Linked DNA regions of Homo sapiens: region 1 is linked to region 2. A link is an interaction called in ENCODE POLR2A ChIA-PET data of the cell type or tissue named here. Cell type or tissue: MCF 10A. All regions are shown on one strand.

The links. Peaks named below come from ENCODE experiments on the same cell type or tissue, not always from the same donor. Only the 100,000 strongest peaks of a DNase experiment are listed, where the experiment ranks them.
Region 1: POLR2A ChIA-PET joins it to region 2 with 6 read pairs; 2 of 35 experiments call an interaction of 5 or more read pairs at or near these places.

The regions. Positions count from the first base shown.
Region 1 is chr2:239,658,116-239,666,115 of GRCh38, reverse strand. It overlaps LOC105373966 (a long non-coding RNA gene), which reads right to left. Exons shown (of 3, transcript XR_924055.3): 2 at 7,494-7,645; 3 at 3,711-5,428. Among named protein-coding and RNA genes, the nearest start is that of LINC02991, 84 kb to the right of the region's middle. RefSeq lists an enhancer at 5,132-5,631. In MCF 10A, no CTCF peak of the experiment used is centred here; a DNase peak (open chromatin) is centred at 5,535.
Region 2 is chr2:239,551,681-239,559,680 of GRCh38, reverse strand. It overlaps LOC124908012 (a long non-coding RNA gene), which reads left to right and starts at 442. Exons shown (of 2, transcript XR_007088281.1): 1 at 442-619; 2 at 1,340-2,044. In MCF 10A, no CTCF peak of the experiment used is centred here; DNase peaks (open chromatin) are centred at 4,020 and 4,500.

The sequences.
Region 1 (8,000 bases), 110 kb before region 2:
GACAGGATGGAGGATGGTGAGCAGAGCTCCAAAGAGGGCCCCACTGCCCCAACCAAACTTTCTTTTCTTTCTTTCTTTTTTTTTTTTCAAGATGGAGTCTCACTGTGTTACCCAGGCTGGAGTGCAATGGAGCAGTCTCAGCTCACTGCAGCCTCTGCCTCCCAAGTTCAAGTGATCCTCCTGCCTCAGCCTCCCAAACAGCTGGGATTACAGGCTCACACAACAACGCCGAGCTAATCTTTTTGTATTTTTAGTACAGATGAGGTTTTGCCATGTTGGCCAGGGTAGTCTTGACCTCCTGACCTCAGGGGATCCACCCACCTCAGCCCCTCAAAGTGCTGGGATTATAGGCGTGAGCCACCGCGCCCAGCCCCCAAGACAAGCTTTCTTAGGGCTGTGCTGCAGCCACCCACTCCTCCTTCCATCCTCCTCCTCACCCCGCCCCTTCACAGGGGCCACCCTGTGGGGTCTCCGAGACCCTGCCCACCCACTCCTCCTTCCATCCTCCTCCTCACCCCGCCCCTTCACAGGGGCCACCCTGTGGGGTCTCCGAGACCCTGCCCACCCACTCCTCCTTCCATCCTCCTCCTCACCCCGCCCCTTCACAGGGGCCACCCTGTGGGGTCTCCGAGACCCTGCCCACCCACTCCTCCTTCCATCCTCCTCCTCACCCCGCCCCTTCACAGGGGCCACCCTGTGGGGTCTCCGAGACCCTGCCCACCCACTCCTCCTTCCATCCTCCTCCTCACCCCGCCCCTTCACAGGGGCCACCCTGTGGGGTCTCCGAGACCCTGCCCACCCACTCCTGTCCTCGAAGGCCTCTCCCCAGTAGATCCCAGGCAGGTCGACTGAAGCCTTGATGGCCACTTCTCGGGGGACTTGACCTGCTTTGCCACTTCCTGCTCAGCTTCCCAGGACTCTGTCTCCAGTGTAACAAATACCCTATATTAAATCCCTCCGTTGCAAATGCCTAGAATGTTTCTGTCTTCCTGCCTGAACCCTGACTGCTCATCACAGACCAAAATAATGGCTGCCTGCATGACCACCGGGAGGTAGAAATGAAATTATTTCTAGAGGTTCTCTGTCAATCACAACAATAAAAACAGCTATTATTGAGCACTCCCGAAGTTCAGGCCCCTGTCTGAATGTTTTCCGTGTGTTAACTCATTCCATTCTCGTGGTAATCCTAAGAGGGGGGATGGTGATTGTCTTCATTTTACAGATGGGAGACATAAAGCACAAAGAAGTAAGTTCACTTGCCTCAGGTTACACAGTAGGGAGCAGAAGGAGGCATGGCCCACATATTCTCCTGCACCGGCCTCCCCACCATTACCATTTCCCAAACACGTAAGACACTTACCTCCATACTTGATGTGTAGTCACAAACATCCAGTGGGCTCCTGTGGCCCTGATACAGGCCCAGCCAGTGTCCTCCAGTCCTCCCACACACCCAGGCATGGCACAGCAGTGACACACATAACCGGGGCACAGGGGACAGTTCCATCATGATGCTTCAGCCCTGGCCATTCCTACTTTCATCACAGAGGCCACCTCCCCCCATCACACTCACCAGGAGGTGGCAGAGGGGTCTCCAGCCTGGGCTGGAAGAAGGTCACACCCTGCTGTTCCCTACCACTCAAGAAGGCCACTTTGTCCTGGCCTTTGCCAAAGCGGGCTCAGGCCCCCAGGCCCCCAGACCCCCACCCCTCGCTTCCCTTGCCATCCTCAGGCTGCTCTGTTCCCTCTCAACCCTGGGGTGTCCCTCTACCTGGAACTAAAGGGGATCCCCTATCTGGGCCTCCTGGCTCATCCTTCTTTGGGACCCTCCTTACATGAAAAGCTATGAGAAGAGCTTATTCATTCATTCATTAAAAAAAAAAAAAAAATGGGCCAAGCCCACAGCTGGGTCCCGTGGACGAAATTGACTCAGAACTCAGAGTCTGGTGGCAAAGACAGGGTGGCAGACACCATCGGTGCAGGAGGTCACTGGAGAGCATCTGTCCACATCAGTCCTTCATGGACCTCTGCCTGGGGCTTTTTCTGGCCCAGAAAAGTAAGTGTCCCAGACTCCTAATACTTTGGGGAGATGAATTCCAGGTGGGTCCTACACAGTCCTCAGAAGGGGTTGGTGGGGCTGAGTAACACTTGTCCTCAGGAGAGTCCGTCTTATTCATTCACACATTGTGTCTTTTCTTTTCTCCCTGTCTCAGTCCCCTAAATAAACTGCCTGTACGCAAGTCCTGTCTCAGGACCTACTTTCAGGAAAACCCAAACTGAGACAATAGACAAGTTCAACGTTGGTGACATTAGGATGTTGGGGTGAGACCGGCCCAGTAGACACAAATGCAAGGCCCCTGTCCCGGGGACTGTGAGGCTGAAGGGATCCTCGTTTCCTGCACATCCCACTGCACCTCCCTTAGTCACATTGGAAAGATGGGCTGGCAGGGGGATGACCTGCCCCCGCCCAGGAGTAGACGCTGGCCTTAAATTCCTGTATCCTGCTACCCCAAGCAGAGCCAGGCTGGCTGTGTCAGCCAAGCCCAGCTGCAAACCAAGAGCCAGCCTCAGACCCCAGCTCTGTTCATGGAAGCTCCCTGAGACCCAGGAAGGAGAGGAGAGATTGTCCTGACCTCGCTCACTCAGGGGCAACCTCGGGATCCCCTGGGAGAGCCCCTCCACCCTCCCAAACAAGCAGTCTGTCAGGTGAAACCACACACTGCTGCTGCTGATGTGTAGATCACCCAACCCTTCAGCCCTTCCCCTTCTTTGGGGACCCTCCTTTCATGAGAACCTATGAGAAGAGCTCATTTATTCATTCATTTTAAAAAATTCCTCTGCTTGAGCCTTCCTCAGGAGTGTTGTCGCCAGAGGCACCCCCAGTCCAGAGGGAATCCAGCTTCCCAGTCTCAAACCTGCCACCTGTCCAAAAGTTAGAGTTACATTTACATAAATCGGGGGTTGTTTTGATCCAAAGTACCCATTTTTCATCCCATCTCTTTGCCTTCATTTCAGTAGTCAGGGTTGTCAGGAATGTGCTCAGTTATTCAGATTTGCAAACACTATAATAAACACAGGGCGAGCCGTCCGTGGACGTTGTCTGCCTTCTTGTTTCGTTCCACGGTTGGCTGGAGAGCAGGGCAGTGATGTGAAGGCTCCGGGGGGGGCTCCAGCTTCACCACTAACTGGCTGCGTGTCTGGGGCAGGTTAATTATGCACCCAGTGCCTCGTCTTTCTTTTTTGTAGAAAAGATAATGATGCCTGTCAGTCTCAAAAGGGCATGCAAGTGTGCTGGACACAGGGCCCACGCTCTGGCACATAGCAGGTGTTTGACAAAGTCATCTTAGCAGAGACACAGACTCCACCAGCGAATAACCCAGGACCAAGGAAGGATTTTGTTTTTTGGTTCTCTCTCAAGTTCTGCTGTATCTGCAGAGACCAAGTAACAGCCTGAGGCTGATAAGAAAAGTGTTGAGTGATGACAATGAGATGACACGTCCTAGATGCTGCAGCAATGAAAGTCCCTTGGCGTGTGTTGGGTGTAAGCTGAGTCCCTCAGGAAAGGCACAGGAAATGGAGGAGCAGAGTGGAGAGGGAGTGAGCTGGCACAAGAGGATGGGCTTTGGGGAGCGAGAAAAACAAGTCAAGACGCCTTTCAGGAGTCTTTCTGCAGGAAGCACCACACCCACCGCCTCCCTGCCCCTTTAAAAATACTCCCGAAAGATACATTGTATCTTAAGGTGTATGAAACAGATCACAAGTTTGTCCCAATAGGCAGAGACTGTGCCACATGGAGCGCTAAGATTTGTTTGGGTTTCACTGACTATTATTTTTCTTTGATAATAAAGAAACTGGACATTTTCACGGTGAGTCCCACAGTGGGGGTTGGAGCATCTGGGAGTTAGTACCTTTTAGCCAGGGATTTAGCTGTGGCATGCATCCTCCAGCTGACAGTAAGTGAAAGGCTTAACTCAAGAAGAGAAAGGACATCGGTGACGGGCAGGCAGGTGGGGGCTCTGCGGTGCTGCGAGGGTGCTGCCAGGATGCTGCCAGCTCCTGGGGCCACAGTGTGGGTATCTACCTGGTTTCTTCGGCAAACAAAGCATCTGACCCTGTCCTCTTCAAGCATCTGGTCAGCATCAACAGGGTACTATAAACACATTGTCACAGTGTATCAGGAAGGAGGGCGGGATTCAGAGGCTGTCAGACTTTTGTTTCTTACAGTGAAAGATTCGAAGATGCAGACAGCATTACTCACAGCATACAAACCCAGATCCACGCAGGGTCCAGCTGCTTTCAGGTGGCGGATATGCCAAACCCCCCATTTTGGTACAGCCAGAGAGGTATGTTTACCTGATCTACCTCATGCAGCCTTTGAATGCTAAACATTGGACATTGTGACAATGAACTTCCCCACAGAATCTGATTAGAAAGAACAAACAAGGGCAAAGGAAGGGGCTAGGGAATGCTTAGCACATGCCCTGTACTAAGCCCTGAGGAAGCCCTGGGAAGGAGACAGAAGAACCCGACGCGGCTGCTGCCTTAGAAGTTCCTCCAGCCCCATAAAAATCATAGCTAATTAGTATAGTGCAGATTGTGGTCAAATACCACAAACAAACACTCCTGAGGAGGCAGGTCAGAAAGGCTTTCTGAAGAGGGAGGTTCAAGGCGAGCCTTGACTGTCAAGCAGAAAGTGAGAGGCAGAGATGAAGGAGTGGCTCACGCTGGTCAGAGGAGAGGCAGAAAGCCATCAGAACACTGAAGAAATCTCACTGTAACTTTCTTATTTTAGTAGACACCACAAAGAGAATCACGTTGCTGTAAAAAAAAAAAATTGAAGTTTTTCCTAGACTCCTTGCAACATAAGGACCCTAAAGTAATCAGTGACCCTTGCATCCATATTGGGCCATTAAAACTGTTGACTTCTTTATTCCTAAATTGATGCCATTTGAATTCAAAGCATAAAGGCACCGACCTAAAATGTGATGATTATTAAAAGTTCCATGGCTCATCGCTGACACCCTCAGCTAATTTTATTTTTGGTAATTGCGTCAATCCAGCTTCAACTCTTCCTGTTCTAAACTTGTTCCGTGCCTTATGTTTTACAAAGCACTGTCTCACACATGCCTGCTTTGACTTCATGCCCACAACAGCATCGAGTGAAAGAATTTGAAACAGAGAGCGGCAAACTGGGGAATGCACGGCGTCCCCACAAATGGCACATGTGGACTCAACCCCGAGTCCCCGTTTCTTGGTCCAGCATGAAGTGTCTCATCAGCCACCTCCAGCTTCTTCTTCCACCGCTGGTCTCGGGGGGGAACCCAACAGACTCACATTTCATGTGAAAGGAATTTCTGCGGATATGGAAAAAGCAATGGCGGATCTCCACCCTTGAAACTCCAACAGTCTATGGTAGCGATGAGATCCAAACCTGCGAATATTTAGATCATAACAAGGTTACTAACAATGCCGCCTCACACCAGAGGGTGTCTCGTCGGTACTTGACAAATGAATCACCTAGGAGCTTCTCCGTAGGTGGCCAGGTGGAGAGGTGACTCAAGGCTGGGTGGCGAAGCCGGCTCTGGACTGGTGCCCGCCTCTGATGAGGGAGGCAGAGGGAGGTGTCTCAGGTGGGGAGGGCTGGAGCTCAGCATGGATTCAGGACAGCAGGAGGAGGGGCAGTGAGCCCCGCAGTGGGGAGCAGAGTGGGGAACTGAGTGAGGAACAGCTGGGGCCAACCCCAGAGTCACAGAAGTGGCCTAGTGTGGCTCCACCTAGTCTGGGGGGCGGGCGGGGGGTTGCTGGACATTTACTGAGATGGAGCTCAGCAATGTTTTATGAGAAAGAACCTAACACGATGTGGGGCTCAGCAATGTTTTAGGAGAAAGAACCTACCCCGACGGTGTTGGAGCCTGCGTGGGAGGGGCGGGGGAGGACCAGGCAGTGGGGGAGGAGTCACCGCGCCAGCCGGGCCTGGACCAGAGTGGGGGCTGTGTGAAGGGAAAGGCAGGGCGTGGTGGAATAGATACAGTGACAAAACCCTCCACACAACTGCCCCACTACCAATTGACCCAGACGCAAGTTTAGGGCGGAGGCAGGGGTGTGGTCAGTCAGCTTCGAGGCCCCACACAAGGATTCTATTGAGAGAAATCAAACAGAAAACGTGAGGCCAGGCCAGGCGCGGTGGCTCACACCTGTAATCCCAGCACTATGGGAGGCCGAGGCGGGCTGATCATCTGATGTCAGGAGTTCCAGACCAGCCTGACCAACATGGCGAAACCCTGTCTCTACTAAAAATACAAAAATTAGCTGGGCGTGGTGGCAGGTGCCTGTAATCCCAGCTACTCAGGAGGCTGAGGCAGGAGAATAGCTTGAACCTGGGAGGCAGAGGTTGCAGTGAGCCGAGATTGCGCCACTGCACTCCAGCCTGGGAGACGAGAGTGCAACTCAAAAAAAAAAAAAAAAAAAAAAAAAGGAAGGAAGGAAGGAGGGAGGGAGGGAGGGTGAGGCCAGATAGGGTCACAGTCTGGCTGGATGACAAGAAGTTCTGGTTTAGAAAGAAGGGACGAGGGACAAGTGGTGTGGCTCACCAGAGTCCAGGCCTGAGGTGCAGGCAAGTGAACATGTGGGCTCCCAGGGGCACAGAGGAGAGCAGAGGAAGGGGAAGGTGTGAGGGACACAGAAGACAGGAGGGAGGGGAGGGATGGGAGCAGCGGAGAGCAGGGAGGGGAGAGACGGGAGCGGCGGAGAGGAGGGAGGGTAGGAAGGAGAGCAGAGGAGAGGAGGGAGGGAAGGCATGGGAGCCTAGGAGTGGAGGGAGGGGTGGGAATGGAGCAGAGGAGAGGAGGGAAGGGAGGGAAGGGGAGCAGAGGAGAGGAGGGAGGGGACGGAAGGGGAGCAGAGGAGAGGAGGGAGGGGAGGGAAGGGGAGCAGAGGAGAGGAGGGAGGGGAGGGAAGGGGAGCAGAGGAGAGGAGGGAGGGAAGGCATGGGAGCCTAGGAGTGGAGGGAGGGGTGGGAATGGAGCAGAGGAGAGGAGGGAAGGGACGGAAGGGGAGCAGAGGAGAGGAGGGAGGGGACGGAAGGGGAGCAGAGGAGAGGAGGGAGGGGAGGGAAGGGGAGCAGAGGAGAGGAGGGAGGGAAGGCATGGGAGCCTAGGAGTGGAGGGAGGGGTGGGAATGGAGCAGAGGAGAGGAGGGAAGGGAGGGAAGGGGAGCAGAGGAGAGGAGGGAGGGGACGGAAGGGGAGCAGAGGAGAGGAGGGAGGGGAGGGAAGGGGAGCAGAGGAGAGGAGGGAGGGAAGGCATGGGAGCCTAGGAGTGGAGGGAGGGGTGGGAATGGAGCAGAGGAGAGGAGGGAAGGGACGGAAGGGGAGCAGAGGAGAGGAGGGAGGGGACGGAAGGGGAGCAGAGGAGAGGAGGGAGGGGAGGGAAGGGGAGCAGAGGAGAGGAGGAGAGGAGGGAGGGGAGGGAAGGGGAGCAGAGAGAGCCAATACTAACCCTGGGCAGTAACAGCATCCAAGCTAGAGGGAAGAACGGCCTTTGGCAGAAGTCCGGGGGAATGGCCAGCGGTCTTTAGTGGAGGTTCAGGACTGCACCAGTAGGGCCTAAGGAAAGAGCTTAAGGAAGCCCACAGTCCTAACAGTGGCTGGCTGGGGACATAGAGAAGGCCACGAGAGTTGGAAGAAATAGCCAGAAATGATGACAGAAAGTCATTGGTTGGCTCAAAGAGAGTAGTTTCTGTAAAAATATTTTTTAATGAAAAGAAGAAGCCAGATACAAAAGGTTCAAAAGAGAAGGAGATGGTGAAGTCAAGGCCATGAGAGTGGGGCAGACACAAGAGGGGACGGGGCGGGGGTCGGGGGGCAAAGGCAGAAACGAGAGCACCTCTGAGACCCTTGCGGGCAGGGTGCCAGGCAGGTCTGTTGGCCTAAGGGAGAGGGCACTGTGGGGCTGGCAGGGCCCGTCAGAGTTGCACTGCATTCCTCCAAATGTCAGGGCCCCCAT
Region 2 (8,000 bases):
CCCGACATGGCGTTGCTGGGCTTCCCCTCTTCAAGGAGCAGTTTCTAGCCCTAGTCCGAGAAGGCGGGCAGTGGCCACAGGAGCCGGGCCAGCTGCATGGGCACCTTCCCCATGGGCCAGAGATCAGTCAGCCGAGGCAGAGCCGGCCTCCCATTCTCCCACCGAGTGAGGACCAACAGCTTTAGGAGACCGGAGGGGCAGCGGGGTGGGAACGCAGCCCTGGATGAAGTGCAGAGGGGTGCAGCTCTTCGCCGGAGTCCTCCATGCCCCAACAGCTCCCCTGCGTCATCACCAGCACTCCTTGAGCCACCTCCCCTGCCTAGGAGGGCAGTGGGAGTCGCCGGAGGTGACCAATGTGAGCAGCTTCAGAAACTAGGGCACCCATTCAGGTTGCCCCGAATTTAGCGGGGATATGAGATGATAATCATACCTCCAAGCTCATTTTCATTTGTTCTGAAGTTTCCTCTGTGTGGTTTGGGGCAAGGAGCAGCACCCTGGACTTTCTCATCTGTGAAACAAAGGAACTGACTTGATTTTTCATTGCTCCTAAAGGTATCAGATTAAGAAAATGGACAGAAGCAAGAAACAGATATACAGCCTGCAAAGGGGCCTTGCCAACGTAAGTGAAAAGGGCTGACTCCAGGAGCTCGCGAACATGGCATGTGTTTGTGTTACAAACCTGCAATTGCAGGAGATTGGAAGCCAAGCCTCTTGGGCACAGGCATGGAGTTGGGCATATCCGGGGGGTCCCCCTTCATGGTACTGGGGTGTGATCATGAACAGGATCAGGAAGAGAAGCACAGGCTGGCTGGCCAGGGTGGCAGGGTGTGAGGCCGCTGCACCGGGAGAGTCTACCGGGCATCGTGAGTCAGCTGGCGTGGGTGGGATCCAGGAGGCGGGGACTGAAGAGAGTCGGCATGGAGGGGGATCCCTGGGTGTGCACACATGCACGTGGATGAGTGTGTGTGTCCCCTAACCTAGTGCAAATCATCCTCTCAGCCCTGTCCCACCCACGCCAAAACCAGGTGTTGTGGGAGAATCAAGAGACAGCTGTGAGTCGTCCCACAGACTGGAATTCAGGAAAGTCAGCATATCTCCAGGGGCCACCATGATGGGGAAAGGGATCCTTGCCGTGGGCCGCGAGGAGAAGGTCCACCCTGAGAAAGCAGGGTCAGGGCCCTGTGAGCCAAACAAACTCCAATTCTGGAAATTCTCTCAACCTCAGAGCACCTAATGCGATTTTTATTAAGTGGTATTTTTATTACCTCATGCTTAATTGACCAAGGAGCAGGGAGGCTGGGATTGGCCTAAAGTCTGAAGTACCTCTCTCTATTTTCAGGGCGGGCAGCTCATCAGTGTTACCTGTGTGTCGTTCTCCAGATGCTCTCATGGCAAACGGCATTTCTAAAATGCTAAATCACGTGGCATCTGGGAGAAGGGGAGATGATGGCCAGGGAAGGCCGTCGTGTCTTCCCGCCTGCTGCCTCAGTCCTGGGACGACAGAGCTGCACCTCTAAGTTCCCAGGAGAGGGTGGTCCATTTGAGTGTAGCCGTCTCCTCAAGACATGTTGAAATGAATTTCCATGTTCATCAAACCATGAATTATTGAAAAGCACTCAGGAATTTTTGTGTTCCATTTACACGAATCAATGAACAGAGGTTTAGAGTCAACCTTTGCTTCACTGCTTTATGGTTTATAAAGACAGGGCAACAATTTCAAGTGTGTACTGAGAACGAGCTTATTCGTGGTTGGAATAAATTAAAAGAATGGCCTTTATAAGAAAGATTCAGAATCTGTATGAAGCAAATGACTAGGTCAGTAGGTAGACAGATTTTTCCCCATTTTTGTATTGGAGATTTTCAAATGTATACAAGAGTAAAGAAGATGGAAAATGACTCCCTTGAGCCCGTCGCCCAGCATCAATATGTATCCACATTTCGCTATTCTTGCTTTATCTAACCGTCTCACTTATCTCAAAACCACAATATGTTAAGATAAGTGAACTGAAGACCTGAATAAATGCAAACATCTTATGCAAACATACATGAATGGTAAAAGTGAATGTTATAAAACTGACAATAATTCTTAAATAAGAGCTACTGAAATACTAACGAAAATTCCAAGGGGAATTTTTCTTACTTTGTCAAAATAATTCTAGAATTCTGCAGAAAAAGTAAAACACATTAACAGTGCAAAAAAAAAAAATGAGAAAGAGAGTAGGTTTTATATATTAAACCATAAAGCCATTAAAAGCATCATTAGAAAAAAGAGAAACATTTTTTATAACCTTGGAGTAGGAAAAGGTTTTCTCAATCTAATATCAAAGCCAAAAATCATTAAGAAAAATATCTAATAATTTGGGCTTATGAAAATGAAAAACATAATTATAAATCTAAAAGAATGTAAAGACTTACAATTAATAAGTGAATTTGGTAAATTTGCTAGCTATAAAGTCAGTATGCAAAAATTAATTGTATTTCTATGTGAGTCATACACAAACAGAAAAAGAGATTTACACACAACAGTATTTATGATAGCATTGAAAACATCAAATTTCACAACAGATGCTGGCGAGGTTGCAGGGGAAAAGAAACACTTTTACAGTGTTGGTGGAAGTGTAAATTAGTTAAACCACTATGGAAGGCAGTATGGCAATCTCTCAAGGATCTAGAAGCAGAAATACCATTTGACCCAGCAATTCCATTACTGGGTATATACCCAAAGGAATATAAATCATTCTATTATAAAGATACCTGCATGTGTATGTTCATTGCAGCACTGGTCACAATAGCAAAGGGATGGACCCAACCCAAATGCTTATCAATGACAGCATTGAAAGCTATCATTGATAGCAAAAGAAAATGTGGTAAATATACACCATGGAATACTATGCAGCCATAAAAAGGAATGAGGTTATGTTCTTTGCAGGAACATGGATGGAGCTGGAAGCCATTATCCTCAGCAAACTAATGCAGGAACAGAAAACCAAACACCACATGTTCTCACTTATAAGTGGGAGCTGAACGATCAGAACACAGACACATTGGGGGAACAACACACACTGGGGCCTGTTGGGGAGGTGGGGGGAGGGAGAGCATCAGGATAAATACCTAATGCATGCTGGCTTAATACCTAGGTGATGGGTTGATCTGTGCAACAAACCACCATGGCACACGTTTACCTGTGTAACAAACCTGCACATCCTGCACATGTACCCTGGAACTTAAAATGAAAGTTGAAGGAAAAAAAAAACATCAAATGTCTAAGAATAAATCTAACAAAGTATGTACAAAAACCTCTACACAAAAATCTACAAAACCTCATTGAGAGAAATGAAAGAAGTTATAAATAAAAATAGATTTAACAAAAGATGTATGGAACCTGCTCCCAGATATCTACAAAATATTATTGAGGGATAGTTGTTAACGTCTCAATAAACTGAAAGTTTTGCTTTGTAGAGGACAGTTCTCTCTGGATTAATCTTTAAATTCAGGGCAGCCCCAATCAAAATCCCAGCATATTATTTTTGCAGAAATTGACAGGCTGATTCAAAAACTCAGGTTCCCTAAGTCAGTCTTGGAAAAATAAGAACAATGATGTAAAATATCAAGACTTATTACAAAGTTTTAATAACTAGATGAGCGTGATATTGGCACAAGATAGACAAACTGACCCATGGTGTGGAGCTGGGCCCAGTAACAGACACACACATAAGCCATCAATGCAGTGGGGAAAGATGCTTCTCAATCAACGAGCTGAGTCCACCTCTATGCAGATACTTAAAGGCATTCTGTGCATTTGAGCAAACTGTCTTCTTGAAAAGCTGTGCAATCCTACAACCCACCCGTAGAGCATGAAAACCTATTGAATTCCTAATCATCACCATCTGCCATTTGAAGCAATCTTTGCTAACTTGACAAACGACAAACAGCAGCTCCTCTCCTGGGGTGTGGGGCTGAGCGTTGCCCCCATCTCTTTAGTGTACGTTTGTGTGGTTTCTCGAATGAATCACCTGTTCACATCTGTTGCCCAACTTTCTACTGGAATGTTCATAGTTTCGCTTAGCCATTTGTTAGATGTTGTAATAGCTTCCTATATTAAAGGTTTATTTTTCAATCTGATGCTTTTTGAAAAAGTTGTCCCAGCTTTCCCACCGTCTTCTAGTGTGGATTACCGTGTTAGTGGCACATACTCAGAGGCAGCCCAGACCCCTCCTGGCTGAAGGACCACTGGACAGAGTCCTCAGCTGACGCCACTGGGCCAGGAATGGCCTTGGCTAGCTGGAAAGAGGAGTTTCACTTCTACAAGTTCCTGCACCCTGCCTGGCTTATCCCATCACTAGTGCATGGTGGGATATAAAACCTGCTCTCTTGCCTGGGTAGACAGCAAGGCTCCATCTCTACAAAAACAAAAATTTAAAAATAGCCCAGCATGGTGGCACCCACCTGTAGTCCCAACTACTTGGAAGGCTGAGGCAGGAGGTTGGCTTGAGCCCAGGAAGTCGAGGCTGCAGTGAGTCATGATCGTGCTCTCCAGCCCAGGGGACAGAGCAAGACCCTGTGAAAAAAACAAGCAAACAAACCAAAAAACACTCCCTGCCCCAATCCAGGGCTCCTCTGAAAGGCCACCTGCACCAGATGGCTTTGTGGGCTCAGCTAGGGCTGGGGTTGAGACCCCATGGGGGTCCTCCTTGTTCCTCTGCCCACCCCTGCTCCTCCCTCTCCTCTCTGTCGGGTGTGGATCCTAACTGCTCTCCCAAGCACAGGCTGTGCCTGTTCATCTCCCTCTCAGAGGCTGCTTCCTGAGAGCCCACCTGCTTTGGTATTTTGGACGTAAAGAAGACCTTTAAGTGGTCTGATCTGTTAATTTTCTGTTTCACGGGTTTTGCATATGTTGAACCCTTAGGAAGTTTTTCTGCACTGCCAAGATTATGTGAATATTAAATATTCAGACTTTGAGCATTGGCCCACCTGGAATATATGAGGTATAAGATGCAAAGTAGAGTCTCTGACTTCATTTTTCCCCCCAGAGGTTTAGGTAGATCTCACAGTACCACTTATTGAATAATCAATCCTCTTGCCACTGATTTGAAATATCACCTTAATAATACAGTAACTTATTAAGGATACTTGGATTTGTTTCCAGGCTTCCTAAACTATTAATCAAAGCTGTCCTTGTAGTCCTGGGCCAATCCACACTACTGAAATTTTGTAGCTGTGGGCTTCAACCTCTGACAAAGCCACACTCATTACTCTTCCTTTTTAATAAGAATCTTTATTCTGCTAAGTGCAACCGCTGAAGGGCACGTTGCCCCTGCTATTTTATGTTTAATATTTTTATAATCCTTCCCGAGCTCATCGATCCCCACTTTCATCTCAGCCCAGTGCACACTGGGTGAGTGGATCCCTGGATGGCTTCTATGGACTCATGGGGTCTGTTTGTTGAGGACTTCAGCCCAGCGCTGGGCAGGCAAATGCTCAATGCCTGTTTCTCAGCCAGGCAGGTGGTTAAGACTTTCCCTCCTAGCTTCTTCCAAGATCTGTCTCCCCAGCAGGCAGACCTGGCATCAGGACTAATTGCAGAGACAGATCCATCTCTCTCTCTCCACAGCTGCTCAAAATCCACAGAGCTGGGACAGACTCATCACGTTTTTTGGGTCGGTTTGCTTTATTTTGCAGTTGCTGAATAGCCTGCCCTGCCTCTGTTGCTGCTGTTTTCTCGCTGCTGTTGTCCTCTGCCTATTAGGAGCTTGCCATATGTGCGCCTAAACCTCAGGAAGGAAGGTGAGGACAAGAAAGAGAAAGGCTGGGAGATTTATACCCTGGAGGTGCAGAGGGGCCCGGGGTGCGTCATCCCAATTGCACAGCACCCAGAGGTGGATAAATGGAAGCGGTCGCCCCTAGGAGACGGGCAACTTCAAGCCTTGCTCCTTGTTCCAGGGACACCGGCCACATGAAGCCCTCCCTCTGTTCAACCAAGTTAGGCCTGTTTCTCAGACTGTCACTCACCGTCAGCTGCTAACCCAGTGGCAAGTGCTCCCAGAGGCAGGAGAGGACCCAGGGAGAGATGGAAAGCCAAAGGCCTCCCCACCTGCCATGGGGGCGGGGCAGGAAACGGTGAGAGAGGATGTGGGTTACTGGGATTTGGAACTTATTAAATGTGTGTGAAACTCTAGAGTCAGAGTGGCCCAGGTCTCTATCTGACATGCACGGCTGGAAAAGTGTCATACTCAGCCAGGAAGATCCTGTATTAGTCCATTCTCGCATTGCTATAAAGAAATACCTGAGACTGGGTATGTCATAAAGAAAAGAGGTTTGGCTGGGCATAGTGGCTCATGCCTGTAATCCCAGCACTTTGGGAGGCTGAGGCGATGAATCACTTGAGGTCAGGAGTTTGAGACCAGCCTGGGCAACTTGGCGAAATCCTGTCTCTGCTAAAAATACAAAAAATTAGCTGGGCATGGTGGCTCACACCTGAATTCCCAGCAACTCAGGAGGCTGAGGTGGAAGAATCACCTGAGCCCAGGAGGTCAAGGCTGCAGTGAGCTGAGGTTGCACCACTGCACTCCCGCCTGGGCAACCCAACTGGACTGAGATCGTCTCCAAAACGAAAAAAGAAAAGAAAAAGAAACGAGGTTTCATTGACTCGGAGTTCTGCAGGCTGTACAGGAAGCAGGATGGCATGATGCTGGCATCTGCAGGGGCTTCCAGGAGCTTGTCCTCATGGCGGAAGGCAAAGGGGAACAGATACATCTCATGGCGTGAGCAGCAACAAGAGGGACACGGGGCAGGCGTTATACACTTTTCAATAACTGGATCTTGTGAGAAGTCTCTCACGATCAAGAGAACAGCACCAAGGGCATGTGACTAAACCATTCATGAAGGATCCAGTTCTGTGATCCAATCGCCTCCCACCAGGCCCCACCTGCAGCACTGGGAATTGCAGTTCAGCATGAGAGTTTGTGGGGACACAGATCAAACCGTATCAGAGCCCCTCGGACCCTGCCAGTCGACGCCCTCTTCGTTGACCCTGGGGCCACTCTGGCAGCCTCAGCTTCCACATCCACTGCTCATTCCTTGTGTGGCCCAAGGAGTGGACCTTCTGTTTTCTCATTTACAGAGGCGTGTAGTGAGAGTGAACCAGCCGCCTGTCCTGTGCAGAGGCCAGCACAGACCCCCTTGTGTGCCCCCTGGGTCCTTAGCCACATCAGTCCCCAGAACCCATCGCCAATTCCCAGGGAGCCAAGCTGCATAGGCTCACCTGGGCAGCACAGGCGGGCCTCACCCAATCCACTCATCCCTCACCCCCCAGCAAGGCCACCACTAAGCTTGCAAGACAGAGGCACCAACCATGCAGAAGATGCTCCATGGGGTAAACCCTGGACCGGCGCAAGCCCAGCAGCTGATAAATCCTTCTCCCTCCACCCCCAGGCTGGGCTGGCCTGAGAGGGAGTCATTCATTAGACCTCATGAAGAGCTGTACAGCCTGCTTCCTGTACAGCCTGCAGAACTCCGAGTCAATGAAACCTTGTTTCTTTTTCTTTTCTTTTTTCGTTTTGGAGACGATCTCAGTCCAGTTGGGTTGCCCAGGTGGGAGTGCAGTGGTGCGACCTCAGCTCACTGCAGCCTTGACCTCCCGGGCTCAGGTGATTCTTCCACCTCAGCCTCCTGAGTTGCTGGGAATTCAGGTGTGAGCCACCATGCCCAGCTAATTTTTTGTATTTTTAGCAGAGACGGGGTTTCGCCAAGTTGCCCAGGCTGGTCTCAAACTCCTGACCTCAAGTGATTCATCGCCTCAGCCTCCCAAAGTGCTGGAATTACAGCTCCCAAGACTGGAGCTGCTGGGTCATGGAACCCTGGCACCCGCTCTGCTGTCTCTCCTCCCCCAGCCCTCACCCCTCCCTGTCATTGCCCTGGGACTGCACCCCACTGAGGGAGCAGCCCAGAAACGTGGCCTCAGGCTGATTTCCAGGGATGAGGCTCAACAGGTGCTAGGGGGT